Linked DNA regions of Mus musculus: region 2 is linked to region 1. Evidence: chromatin loops called from intact Hi-C (ENCODE). Cell type or tissue: left cerebral cortex. All regions are shown on one strand.

Region 1 (2,500 bases):
GGTAGTTTCCAACCATAGCCTCTCTCATCACATGGTAATTTCTACAGCTGTCTCCATCACTTACAACCAATTGGGTAGCATTACTAAAATCACAGCTCACACCCAAAACAGAGAAACACGGGGATGCAAACCAAACTTTACGTTTACACCCAATCTTAAAGGTAACAACCCAATTCCAACTACTATAAAGAAAAAAAGCATTACCAGCTGACAAATCTGCGGCTTGGCTTCCTTCTTGGAAACCCTAAAATAGAAATAGATAACATTAAACTTTAGCTGCTAGTTCGTAACAATCACGAAAAGGCATAATGATTCTGCTTTAAATGAATACCAAAAAAAAAAAAAATGTCCAATACAGGATAATATCCAGTCAGTGTAAAAAATGAAATTCTGCATGCACAAGGGCAGAGATGATCAGCAGACAAAAGGGTAACAGACAAGAGAGCTCAATGACATCTCTTAAGAAAGGATAAGTCAGAAACTGGCTTTTAACGGCACACCGGGGTTCACCTCTCAGGGCCAACTTTATCTCCCGACCTCCCGTCCTGTTTTTGGAGACCCTTACGCGGCCCTGGCTGGGCTAAGCTGCGATTTCGCGCCTGAGCCCGCGCGTGCTCGGATGACAGGCAGCACGGCCCGCGGTCTCAGCAGGTCCCGGTGCAGAGCGCACCTCCGCAGCGGGGTTCCCGTCCTGCACCGACCGGACCCGGCTCAACTCGGCCGGAACCAGCCCTCCCGGCGGCCCGCGCACCCCGACCTGTCGTAGAAGGGGTGCTCCTCGCCGAAGTCGCGGAGGTGCTTCTTCTGCTTCTTGGTCATGGTGCTGAGCATCTGGCTGCGGCCCCGGTTCCGGCGTTTGCCCATAGCGGAAACGTCAAGCTCGCCACAAACAAACAAACAAAACACAAGGTTCCCAGTGGCAAGTTGTCGCTGTCGCACGTGGGCACGCTGGCTTTACGGCGGAGGCGGGAGCCGTAAAGCAAAGCTGCTTTACGCCCAGAGAGTACGACAGGCGTTACACCCTCTGGTCGCTATACTGCCCCCTGCCGGAGCGCCTCTAGCACATAGGCGTGTCTACGCATGCGTGATCGGAACACCAGCTCCTAGGGCTGCAGGGACTGGCTGTCTTTCCGGGATGGAGTGGCTTGCTTTGTGCTTATCTTTTACCTTTTTTTTTTTTTTTTTTTTCTCCAAAATTGAGGAGGACGAGGTTGGTGGTCCTTTGTCCCTCTCCCAGGAGCTAAGAACTGAACCCAGGACCTTGCACTGGTTTTCAAGCACTAAGCGAAATCCACAACCGCGTGGTTCGCTTTGATATGTCAATGTATGCTAGCAGAAATGGTTGAATGCTACTCAGAAGAATAAGGACCATCGCTTAAGGGTGCCCGCACACCCCACTTAACGGCACACTGTCCAGACGGATCTAGCGAGTCAGTCTGTTGAGAAAGATGCAGACACCGATGCTTAGCAAGAAAGATCATTCATTAGTCTCTGGGAGTATGTGAGGTGATCCTCTCCTGACATTGCTTCTTTAACAAAAGCAGAAACACACAAGATAAAGTAGGATCTTGTATGTGTTATCACCCAAACGAGTGAAACTGTACATTTAAAGTTGATGTGTATTAGCCTGAGTGTGAGTAATAGCCTAAACGGGCCAGGGGCGTTGCTCGCTCATATGTAGGGTGCTTAGCCAAGGTACTTTTCAAATCCTGGGGTTTGATCTTTAACACTGAGCAAAACAAACCCACACAGCAAATAAACTAGTGGTGACTCACACCTGTGATCTCAGTCCCCGGGAGGCCGAGGCAAGAGAATGAAGTGTTAGAGACCTTTACTTAAAAAATAAAATTGAGCCGGGCATGGTGGCACACGCCTTAAATCCCAGCTCTTGGGAAGCAGAGGCTGGCAGATCTCTGTGAATTTGATGTTACCCAGGGAAAATAAAACAAGACCCAACTTCTCTAAATAAACAAAGGAACGAACAAAAATAGCTGAGGCCTGTATTTCAAGGACACACAGCAATAGGTGAGGCTGTTTGACACCACACAAAGACATACTTCCCTTCAAAACTAACCGAGGTTCAATGTAAACAAAGTACTAGCTCCAGCTTAGACTCAAAGCACAACTGGAGACATCGAAACATCTTTCTGTGGAAGAGTAGGGGTTTACTCAGGTCCACCTGTCCGCCCTCTGTTCCAGGGTCATCTACTACTAATAATTAGGGTGGGAGTGGGAAAGCCAGTGGTGGTGGGGGACAACCCCCCCCCCCCAGCAAAAAAGTATCAAAAGCCATGCAAACAGAAAGGGTGGTAGCCAGCACCTGGCCTGGCCTAGGAACTCATTAATAGACATCTGTCTTCTGTCTAGTTGAAAGGTATAGTCACTTAGATAAACAAAAGGCTGTTTGCAAAGTGTCCTCACAGGTTTTATGGCTCTGGTGACCGTGTAACCTGGCTCTAACCAATAAAAGCCATACTTTTTTCTCCTTTTACTGCACCCC
Region 2 (2,500 bases), 280 kb before region 1:
TTTCCTGAATGAAGCCATTCTGGCTGCTATGGCTCAGGGTGCCGGGAATCTAACAGGGGCTACTGGACATAAAGCAGCACGACAGAAGGAGTATCCTTCTTCCTCCTGACATTGGGAATTGCAGAGCATTTTATATAAGGTGCCTCTAAGCTGCTGGAAGACAGAGTCCAACCCTGGACTGCATGGGGTGACCGCTGCAATCCAGAGAACTGCAGTGTTCTGTCCTGGAGAGCCAAATGACTTCCCCACCCACGGTCTCCAGGCGGTCCCAGGCAGAAGCTCAACAGTTTGGCTGGTTCAACCAATGGTGGAGGGAGGGGCTGGGTGGGAAGAACAAAACCCTTCAACGCTCCAAACCTGACAGGTGTCGGGTTTTTTTTTGTTTTGTTTTTTTTTCAGGTCCTTGTGGTGCCCCGGGAAGTGCAATGGCCAGCTGCAGTCCCAGGAGGCTAAGAGTTCTCTGTCGGTGTTGGGGGTTGGGAATGCAGGTGTGTGTGTGTGGGGGGGGGGACGGACACGACTAAGGAGGTCAGAGGTTTCCCACTGGGAGCTTTGGGGTTAGCATTCTCAGTCCAGGCCCTAGGAGGGGTACAGGGGTGTGACGGGTCCCTTATCCAGGGTCTCAAACAGACGCACCCTGGAGACTGGTATCACTGCCCTTAAGCCCTTTTCTGGACCGAGGGCACCGTCCGGCTAGCCGCTGGCCGCAGGGAAAAGTAAACAGCCCAAGTGTCTGGGAACAAAGGCAAGTTGTCTTCCAAGGTGCTGGAGCCCAGTGCCTCTCCTGAAGAATAAGGGCTATCATTATTCGCTCTTTCTAAAAACCAAGTTTCCTTCTATGGGAAATACACGCCAAGGTGGGATTCCAAGGCTATGACTCACAGCGGCTGGCGGGGCCACACTCCAGCCCGCAGCTGCCCTGGTCCTTCGCCGAGCTGCTGCCGCCCGCGCGGTACGCGCCGCTGGAGCTAGGGGTGGACCTTGGTGCCCCGCTCCTGCGGCCCGGCACTCGGGAAAGTTGCGGGGCCGAGGAGACTGCTAGAGGCGGGGGCGTGGGCCTGGCAGCCCGCGGGGAGGTGAGCCGAGGACAGCGCCGCCCGCAGCCAGGAGCAGGGGCGGGCGCGGAGGTGGCGGGGGACACAAGGTGTCAGCTCCGGCAGCGGCGCCTTGTTCCGCGGAACGCGCATCCCTGCGCCCCGCAGGCCCTCCTCCCTACCCTCTTGGCCCCAGGCCGACCCTCCTGCTACCCGGGGAAACCCGACTCGCCGCCACGGGGTCTTCGCCCACCGCCCGGGTCGCCTCGTGCGCGCCGCAGCTCCCGGGAAGGGCGCGCGACCCCGGAGAGCGCGCGCCGCCCCCGCGCCCCGCTGTGTCCAGCTGCGCCCTAGCCCCACGCGCGACCCTCCCCGCCCCCGCGCGCCCTGGGGTCACGGCTCTTACCGCGCGCCCCGCGCTCCAGCCGCCGCCGTCCTCCGCGCGGCCGCCGCTGCCCACGCGCCTCCCGGGCCCAGTCGGCGTGGCCGGGTACGCGGCGGCCGAGGTCCCCGCAGGTCCCGCCGCCGCCGCCGCAGACGGTTATGGAAATGAGCCGATGTGTCTGGCGAGGAGCGCGAGAAACCCGTCAATCCTGTTTGCCATTTCCCCGCGGATTTCCGAGCCTGGCTCTGCTGGATGCCCCCGGGGCGAGAGGGAACCTGACAAGCGCGCTCCCCGCCTCCCTCCGCTCTGCCAGATCGCGGGGCGCCGCGCCCCCGCCCGCCCTGCCTCCGCCCCCGCTCCGCCTCCGCCCTCGGGGCCGCGCGGGCCGCTCCCGCCCGCAGCCCGGACCCCACGCGCGCAGCCCGCGGGAGGCAGGGGCTGCAACGCACGAAGCGTTCATCGCAACCTGCCCAGACGTCTTGTCTATTTTTTAGATTTTGCTTTAGTTTTCTTATTGTGTGTGCGTGTGATTTGAAAAAAAAAATCTGTGCCTTTCCCACCCCTTACTAAAGACTTTCTTCCCCTCTGTACAGCACACGGAGATGAGAAACAGATGTCAGAGCTGGACTGAGCCTTTGCGCTCCCCCGCCCGCTCGATCCCTTCCCCAGCAGCCTGGGTGTAACAAGGCAGCACTCATCCTGCGGCCACGTGAACTGGCAGCTACTGGGTGCGGATCCCCGTGGGGGAAACCTACAAGAAAAACAAACAGACAAACAAACAAAAACTAATAAAGAAGCTTGCCCTTGGTGGAAAGGCTGTGACAGGAGCTCAAGTCATTTTATTTTATAAATAGTGATTTCCCCCCCCTCTTCTTGTAGTGGATTCTATTGGAGTTAGTTTTTGTGTGGATTTTTATTGTTTTGTTTTTGAGACTGGGTCTCACTGTGTAGACCAGGCTGGACTTGAACTTTTAGAGATCCGTATGTCTCTGTCTACCAAGTGCCACCAAGCATGGCTGGGTTTTTCTTTAAAAGCAAAACAAACAAACCGCAAACACATTGATTCATAACTGCTGTCTGG

Evidence for each region. Peaks named below come from ENCODE experiments on the same cell type or tissue, not always from the same donor. Only the 100,000 strongest peaks of a DNase experiment are listed, where the experiment ranks them.
Region 2: a loop joins it to region 1, with 2.1 times the contacts of the local background. A loop is called at or near these places in 1 of 42 quality-filtered maps.

The regions. Positions count from the first base shown.
Region 1 is chr1:193,129,287-193,131,786 of GRCm38, forward strand. Utp25 (UTP25 small subunit processome component) reads right to left here and starts at 965. Exons shown (of 12, transcript NM_145415.2): 1 at 758-965; 2 at 205-244. The coding sequence starts at 864. In left cerebral cortex, a CTCF peak has its summit at 1,039 (motif pointing left); DNase peaks (open chromatin) are centred at 1,017 and 1,329; H3K4me3 peaks cover 1,566 bases; H3K27ac peaks cover 1,280 bases.
Region 2 is chr1:192,854,003-192,856,502 of GRCm38, forward strand. Sertad4 (SERTA domain containing 4) reads right to left here and starts at 1,750. Exons shown (of 4, transcript NM_198247.2): 1 at 1,441-1,750. It overlaps Gm15867 (predicted gene 15867), which reads left to right and starts at 926. Exons shown (of 2, transcript NR_131748.1): 1 at 926-1,076; 2 at 2,013-2,500. In left cerebral cortex, a CTCF peak has its summit at 1,047; DNase peaks (open chromatin) are centred at 991, 1,685 and 2,085; H3K4me3 peaks cover 1,676 bases; H3K27ac peaks cover 1,472 bases.